Regions from separate parts of the Homo sapiens genome. Here regions 1 and 2 are each linked to region 3. A link is a contact called in ENCODE Hi-C or POLR2A ChIA-PET data. All regions are on one chromosome and are shown on one strand. Each heading gives the region's core, a stretch centred on a gene start or an enhancer-like site at or near the end of the contact. The rest is flanking DNA. Distances are from core to core; before and after follow the strand shown. Region 1 overlaps LOC107985840 (a long non-coding RNA gene). Region 2 overlaps EIPR1 (EARP complex and GARP complex interacting protein 1). Region 3 holds the start of ALLC (allantoicase).

The links. A loop is a pair of places that touch in the nucleus more often than their neighbours do. ChIA-PET counts read pairs that join two places held with the same protein, here RNA polymerase II (POLR2A). Pooled maps may share reads with other maps.
Region 1: a pooled map shows a loop between it and region 3 (7-fold over the local background). The contact joins the enhancer-like site here to the promoter of ALLC in region 3. A Hi-C loop is called at or near these places in 2 of 37 single-sample maps with no recorded cell type and 4 of 50 pooled maps.
Region 2: a pooled map shows a loop between it and region 3 (4-fold over the local background). The contact joins the enhancer-like site here to the promoter of ALLC in region 3. A Hi-C loop is called at or near these places in 2 of 168 maps with a recorded cell type or tissue (CD4-positive, alpha-beta T cell and naive thymus-derived CD4-positive, alpha-beta T cell), 5 of 37 single-sample maps with no recorded cell type and 8 of 50 pooled maps. POLR2A ChIA-PET finds 5 or more read pairs at or near these places in 2 of 52 experiments (activated CD4-positive, alpha-beta T cell and activated naive CD4-positive, alpha-beta T cell).

Annotation. Positions count from the first base shown.
Region 1 is chr2:3,150,341-3,153,040 of GRCh38, forward strand. The region is part of intron 2 of LOC107985840 (a long non-coding RNA gene); the gene reads right to left. Among named protein-coding and RNA genes, the nearest start is that of LINC01250, 26 kb to the left of the region's middle. RefSeq lists enhancers at 1,113-1,182, 1,193-1,452, 1,463-1,522. Within about 2 kb of position 1,256, at least 3 of the 41 ENCODE cell types and tissues checked have a DNase peak (open chromatin) inside an H3K27ac peak, as active enhancers do.
Region 2 is chr2:3,252,906-3,255,605 of GRCh38, forward strand. The region is part of intron 4 of EIPR1 (EARP complex and GARP complex interacting protein 1); the gene reads right to left. Among named protein-coding and RNA genes, the nearest start is that of EIPR1, 120 kb to the right of the region's middle. RefSeq lists enhancers at 1,574-1,623, 1,634-1,763. Within about 2 kb of position 1,451, at least 3 of the 41 ENCODE cell types and tissues checked have a DNase peak (open chromatin) inside an H3K27ac peak, as active enhancers do.
Region 3 is chr2:3,656,827-3,659,526 of GRCh38, forward strand. ALLC (allantoicase) reads left to right here and starts at 1,374. Exons shown (of 12, transcript NM_018436.4): 1 at 1,374-1,468.

The DNA.
Region 1 (2,700 bases), core at 6-2,505, 510 kb before region 3:
AGGCCAAGGTGGGAAGATGGCTTGAGCCAGGAGTTCAAAACCAGCCTGGGCAACATAGCGAGACTCCATCTCTACAAGAAAAAATTAAATAAAAATTTTAAATATTAGCTGGGCATGGTGGTGCGCGCCTGTAGTCCCAGCTACTTGGGAGGCTGAGGCAGGAGGATCAATTGAGTCCAGGAATTTGAGGCTGCAGTGAGTGATGACCATACAACTGCATTTTAGCCTGGGTGGCAGAACAAGACCCTCACTCTAAAAAGATTTTTCTTTCTTTTTTTTTTTTTGAAAAAAGAGCATCGTGGATCATCGTGGCAGATGGGAGTCAGGACTAGATTGCAGCTCCGACTCAGATGGATTGAGCAGTGTGTGGAGGCTCACATCATTAAGTTTAGATCCAGAACAAACCAGGAATCCCAAGAGGACCCACCGACCCTCTGAAGGAAGCAGACAGCTGCAGGACCTGGGAGACACCCCAAATACTGTGAGTGCCCCAACAGTGGAAATGGGAAAGGAAGATCCTCCGCCCCCGAGCACACACCCCCACTGGGGAAACTGAAGGTCTAGTTTTCGAGAGAAGTTTCCAACCTTACCTGGAGTTGAGTCAATTTAGAGAGCAGAGCGAAATACAGGGGTAGAGGAAGCAGCGGGAAAGGCCCTGGGAGCTCGCTGGGTCCCCAAGCAGCCCATTCCTACGTGGCAACACAAGGATCTTTTGGCAGGGTGACCGGAGGTGCAGGGCGGGGGAAATGCAACAGGGAGAAGGAATTCTCCAGCCGAACTTTGTAACAATTTGAACCAGGCGAGAAGCCTCCTGGCCAGAACTCAGGGGAGGGTGAGAGCTGGTGTATAGACTCCACAGGCGGGGGAAGAATGAAAGCCCTAATTGCTTTTGCAGCTAGGGGGTGGTGGGTAGCCTGGGGCGAGTTCTCAGCCCTGCTCGCCCACTGCCTGGAAACAGACTCGGTGCTGTTAGTGGGGCCACAGTGGGAGTGAGACCAGCCCTTCAGACTGCATGGGAGTTGGATGAGGCCTGTAACTGCTGGCTCTCTCCTACTTCCCTGACAACCTCCATGACTCAGCAGAGGCAGCCATAATCCTCCTAGATTCACCACTCCATTGACCTGGGAACCTCACCCCCATCCCCCAAAGCAACCACAGCAAGACCCAACCAAGGAGAGTCTGAGCTCAGACATGCCTAGCCCTGCCCCCACCTGATGGGCCTTCCCTATCCACTCTGGTACCTGAAGACAAAGAGCATATACTCTTGGGAGTTCTGGGGCCCTGCCCACCACCTGTTCCTCCCCATACTACCACAGCTGATGCTCTCTGGAAAGCACCACCTCCCATCAGGAGGCCAACCAGCACAAAAATAGAACATTAAACCACCAAAGCTAAGAACCCTCACAGAGCCCTTTTCACCCCCCTGCCACCTCCACCAGAACAGGTGCTGGTATCCACGGCTGAGAGACCCACAGATGGTTCACATCACAGGACACTGTGCAGACAACCCCCACTGCCAGCTTGAAGCCGGGTAGATGTGCTGGGTGGTTAGACCCAGAAGAGAGTTAATAATCACAGCATCTCGCCTCACAGGAAGCCACATCCATAGGAAAAGGCGGAGAGTACTAACTACATCAAAGAAACACCCCATGGGACAAAAGAATCTGAATAACAGCCTTGAGCCCTAGACCTTCCCTCTGATAGAGACTACCCAAATGAGAAGGAACCAGAAAACCAGCTCTGGTAATATGACAAAACAAGGCTCTTTAACACCCCCCCAAAAATCACACTAACTCACCAGCAATGGATCCAAACCAAGAAGAAATCCCTGATTCACCTGAAAAAGAATTCAGGAGGTTAGTTATTCAGCTAATCAGAGAGGGACCAGAGAAAGGCGAAGTCCAATGCAAGGAAATCCAAAAAATGATACAAGAAGTGAAGTCCATAGTCACCAAAACAGCATGGTACTGGTGTAAAGTAGGCACATAGACCAAAGGAACAGAATAGAGAATCCAGAAATAAACCCAAATACTTAACAGCCAACTGATCTTCGACAAAGCAATCAAAAACACAAAGTGGGGAAAGGACACCCTTTTCAACAAATGGTTCTGGGATAATTGACAAACCACATGTAGGAGAATGAAACTGGATCCTCATCTCTCATCTTATACAAAAATCAACTCAAGATGGATTAAAGAATTAAACCTAAGACCAGAAACTATAAGGACTCTAGAAGATAACATTGGAAAAACTCTTCTAGACATTGGCTTGGGCAAGGATTTCATGACCAAGAACCAAAGGGCAAATGCAAAAAAAAACAAAGACAAATAGCTGGGGCCTAATTAAACTAAAGAGCTTTTGCACAGCAAAAGGAACAGTCAGCAGAGTAAACAGACAACCCACAGAGTGGGAGAAAATCTTCACAATCTATACATCTGACAAAGGACTAATATCCAGAATCTACAACGAACTCAAACAAATCAGTAAGAAAAAACAAACAATCCCATCAGAAAGTGGGCTAAGAACATGAATAGACACTTCTGAAAAGAAGATATACAAATGGCCAACAAACATGAAAAAATGGTCAGCATCACTATTTATCAGGGAAATGCAAATCAAAACCACAATGCAATACCACCTTACTCCTGCAAGAATGGCTATAATCAAAAAATTAAAAAAAAAACGGTAGATGTTGGCGTG
Region 2 (2,700 bases), core at 201-2,700, 400 kb before region 3:
TAAGAACCCCACCCATCTGAACGGACTTTCTCCCTAGCCAGGGCTCTTTTAAAATTTAACCTCAAAGGCTGTTTTAGGCCATGATGGGAAGTGGGGATCGGACGTGCCTCATTCTACCTCTCTGGCATCAACATCGACACAGGCTTTAAGTCTGATAGGAAACATTTTATAGCCTGTTCTCTCGGAAGCTGCCACCTGAAGTTTCCTCTGCAATAAGAACTTGAGTCTCCACGGTCCTTTTTCCTAACCCAGGCATCCCTTTCAGTTGATCTCAGGTCTTTAGACAAATTCAACCAATTGTTAACCAGAAAATGTTTAAATTTACCTACAGTCTGGAAGCCTCCTGCTTCGAGTTGTCCCCCCTTTCTGGACCAAACCCATGTATTTCTTAAATGTATTTGATTGATGTCTCATGACTCCCTAAAACGTATAAAACCAAGCTGCGCCCCGACCACCTTGGGCACATGTTCCCAGGACCCCCTGAGGGCCGTGGTCACTCATATTCAGCTCAGAATAAATCTCTTCAAATATTTTACAGAACTGGACTCTTGGTGGACACCATGTAGAGGCCCTGCCACACAACCATCAGCTGAGCAACGTCATCGCCGTTTCAGGGATGAAGGTTTGAGCTAGAGAAATGAGTGACTTCCTAAAGACCCTACTGCTCCCGAGGAGTGGGTGAGGACGAGAAACCGGACTCAGTACTTCCCAGCTAGTCTCTGTCTGCTTCCATAGGCTGCCTGGCTCTGGAGCATGTCTGATTAGTGTTCTGGGGGGCACACTGGGTCATAAGGCTCTATAAGTTCCTTCCTTAGCCTTCGCTGTTCCCACTAGCAGGAGCTAAAGGCGACTGGTGGGGTGCCCTGTTCAGCCTCTGCTTGTTGGAGTGCTGAGACAGACACAGGAGGGGTGATGGAAATTAGGACATCAGATTGCTCCAGACAGGCAAAAGCTGAAATGGCCAGGAGGACAGGAGCCCCTAACACCATTTCCTGCGGTGTGGGGCATGCCTCTAGTCTGCAGGGAGCACCCATGGCAGGCGTGATGGCAGCTGGAGTGGTAGCGACGTGAGTGTGGGGAACCGTGTGGCATTCTCGGGCACTCCCAGGTGGCCAGAAGCTTTGTGCAGTAAACATCTCCTGGAGCTGTTCTTGGTGCCAATTATATGCCAAAAGGAGGCAAACAAAACCACCACCAAGCACCTGGAGCCTGACCCCAAAGGGCAGCCTTCACCTGTGCCGTATTCACCAGACCGACGTTCCCCCAAATCAAATTCCCTATCTAATCATAACACTTTCACACCATGGAAGACACTTAAAAGAACACGCATGATGACACCAAATGCTGGGGAGGACGCAGAGAGGAGGAGCCCTCACGCTCTGTCATGGCATCACACGTGCAGCAGCTCCACACAAAACTAACTGAGCCGAGAGAAATAAAACTTCCTGTTCATACAAAAACCTGTTCATTAATACTTACCGCAACTGTAGTCATAATCGCCAAAAACAAGGAAAAACCCAGATGAGCTTCAACAGGCAAGTGCTTAACAAACCGTGGTGCGTCATGCCATGGGATATCCCGCCGCAGCAAAGAGGAACCAGCCACTGACCAGCACGCATGGTGGCTGGAACCCAAACTTGAAAATGAAGCAGCAACTCAACCTCCAGGGAATCAAGCCGAGTAAAGAACATCAGTTATTAAAGGTTACACTGTGGGTGATTCCATTTATAGAACCTTCTCCAAATAACAATACAGAGATAGAGTACAGATTCGGGGTGGCCAGGGGCTAAGGCCTTGGAGGCGGAAGGGAGGTGGCTGTGGTTATAAATATAACATAGCACAAGGGACCCAGGGTTGGAGTTGTTCTGTGTCTTGACTCTGGTGGTGGCTACACGAACCCACACACACAATAAATGGCACAGATGTCAATGTTCACACACGAATGCATATAAACAGGAGGAATCTGTGTAAGTTCAGTGGGCTGTATCAATGCCAGTTTCCTGTTTGTGATACAGTACCATAGTTATGCAGTGTTACTATTGGGGAAAACTGGCTGAAGGATACACGGGATCTCTCTGTTACTCCTATAACTATATGTGAATGTACAACCTCAAAATAAAAAGCTTAAGAGAAAAAAGAATATGCAATAATATATTGGATAACAAAATGGAATTCAAGCAATACTTTGAACAACAGAGGCAAAATCAGAGCAAATGGCATTCCAAGGTAGATCTGAGGATAGTTGAATTTGCCTGTTTAATATCAACAATTACTTTCTTACTTTCTTTTTTTTTTTTTTTAGACGGAGTCTCTCTCACCCAGGCTGGAGTGCAGTAGCCTGATCTCAGCTCACTGCAACCTCCGCCTCCCAGATTCAAGTGATTCTTCTGCCTCAGCTGCCCAAATAGCTGGGACTACAGGCACGTGCCACCACACACGGCTAATTTTTGTATTTTTAGCAGAGATGGGGTTTCACCATGTTGGCCAGGCTGGTCTCGAACTCCTGACCTCAGGTGATCCACCCACCTTGGCCTCCCAAAGTGCTGGGATTACAGGTGTGAGCCACTGCACCCCACCTTCAACAACTATTTTCATAAGTCTATGTAGGTATGATGCAATTTAACATTACAATCTAATAATCAGTTCCCCATGACACACACCCATGTGGCCTGTCTTTGCATACAGTGTCTGCACAAGGTG
Region 3 (2,700 bases), core at 124-2,623:
CAGAGGTCAGGGTGTGGAGGGCAGGGGTCAGGGTGCCTTCTTCCATGGCTTTATCGGTGCCACAGCCTAGGCTTAGCGAAACCACGAGGATAAAAATAGGCCCTTCTGTTCTCCGCACCGTGAGCTTTGTGACTGATCCGAGGCGGCGAGCGGGGGCACTGCACTGCTGTGGCGGGGAAGTCACGGCTGACAAGAACTGCCAGGGACGAAGCCACGTGCATTAATTCATTAAAATACAGTCAGCTATGGAAGGCAGCATAGGATGTGGTTTCGTTCTTAAAGAATTTCATCTGGATGGGCAGACAGATGTGTAAACATGGACTCAAAGGCCGGGCGAGCTGAGATCAGACAACAGGCGCTGGACGCATCCTAACTACGGCTGGGTGGCGGGGCTGAGAGACGGGCTGGGGTTGGGGGTGGGGTTCTCAGTTGGAGGTGGCCTTGAGCCGGCCTTTCAAATGGCTTTGCTTTCCTCTGGGAAAGCTGGAGTTCAGGAGGAGAAGGCCGGTCAGGCCCTGGGGAAAGAAAACCCAGGAAGGAAAAAGGAGCGTGTGGGTGATGGATCTCCCTGGGACGCAGGTTGTCTTTCTGGAGCCCCAAGGGCCCCTGTGCGCGCCATCTGCTGTGCTGGGTTCTGGTTCCAGCTCAGTCCCTCCCTGCGCAGGTGACCTCGGGTGGCTTTCCTGCCTTCAAGGCCCCAGCTGATTCATCTGCAGAGTGGATAGCTTGCCCCGCAGGGTGGCTGTGGTGAAGCAAGGCAACGTCTGTTACTGCATGTCGAAGCCGGGCTCAGCTGTTTCTTTCTGCATGGAAAGTTCTTCTGCAGACAGTGGGGCCTTTGAAGGCAGGCGGCACGTGTTGTTTTGTATGCCACAGGCCTAGCATCCACTTGGCAAGGTGCCCTTTCTTAAGCATCTGTGGGCTTCTTTAAATTCCATGAAAATTTTGTGTGTATTTACTTTTTCTGGGGCTGAGGGGCTCTAGCCAAACCCTCCCAAGGGCCCCTGTCTTCTCTAGTAGGTCAGGACCCACTGCTGGGTGTGCTCAGTGTTTTCTGAGTTAATGATGATTAGTGAATAGGTGACGTCTAGAGATAAAACTTTAAGTCAGGTTACTGGCCGGACCAGGAAGGTGGGGGTTTCAGGCCCAGGCCAGTGGCCGGAGGCAGCTTTGTTAGGGACAGGGAAGGGCCCTGGGACCAGCAGGGACCATGTCTGGCTTCGGGCCTTGTGCGAGGGTCTTGCAGAGGCCTGCTTGGCTTCTCCGGGGAGGGGCTGCTCCCCCTGTTACTTCCACCTCTCTGCAACCCTTGTGACATCATACAGGCACAGCCAATCTCTGCAAAGTTCTGTCTCTACCTCAGGCCCCTATACATTCTCTCTGAGCTGGCACTCAAGCACCGTGGGACCTTGGCTGGCTTCTGGGGAGCAAGAGATCCATTTATGAATACTTGATTTCTGACTGCTGGGTGAGCTGGAGTGTGGTTTATAAATACCTTGCTATCTTTAAGGTGGGCTTTGCCAAAAGAATAGGGTGACAGAGATGAATTTCAGTCATGCAACGAACCCTCGACACTTGGAAGGTGACAGAGGGTAGATGGTGACAGACACCACTTTGTGCCGTTGAACTGTGTTGGTACCGGGCGTGGCCCAAACACCTGGAGGGGCCCCACAGGTGGGTCAGGCTTCTGGGCTCTGGTCACTGCTCTGTTTGGTTTCAAATCATGTGACTTTGGCCTTCTTAAAAAAAAATCTAAAGAGGCTGGGCATGGTGGCTCATGCCTGTAATCCCTGTACTTTGGGAGGCCGAGGTGGGTGGATTGCTTGAGTTGAGGAGTTTGAGACCAGCCTGAACAACATGGCAAGACCCCATTTCTACCAAAAATCAAAAAAATAGCCAGGCATGGTGGTGCGTGCCTGTGGTCCCAGCTACTTGGGAGGCTGACATGGGAGAATTGCTTGAGCCCGGGATGGGATTGGGGTGGAGGTTGCAATGAGCCAAGATCATGCCACTGTACTCCAGCCTGGATGACAGAGTGAGACCCTGTCTCAAAAAAAAAAAAAAAAAAACCTAAACAACTAAGGCCATGGTGAAGTAAACCTATATTCAAAACAAGAGTCACAAAGTAGAACTAAATGTAAATATATACCAAGAGTTGCCGGTAGTCAGGAGTCTCGTGCAGTTGACCTTGGGCTGCTCAGAGTCCCTGCTCAAGGTCACTCTAATTTTGTCCCAAATTTGAACAAACCACTTTTATTATTTCACCATAAATCTCATACTTTTGGCCAAAGGCTTCTTCGGAACTTATTGACAGCGATGACAAAGCCCCTGAAGGTTTTCTTCTTTACGAGGGAGTAACTCTTCCATCAGCACAGCCTTCCCTGCTTGTCAGAGGGAGGTCTCTCTTTCTTGTGCTTCCTAGACTTGCCTGGTCATGCCTTTTCTTATTTTAAGGCTAATCTCAAAAGAAAAAATAGTGTGAGCACCACTTGACTGCCTGAAATTTCATGACTCTATTTTAGAGAGTCATTGCCTCATCGCCTTGCCGTAACCCATGACAATGCTCCTCATTTGCGGTGATTAAGTTGAAATTTGCAGGTAAAACTTTAGCATGTTCCTCAAACATCAGAGCTGACCCTGGGTCTGGTCTCAGCCACAGCAGAAAATGTATTTAAGAGCTCCCTTGAGCAGGCAGTGGGA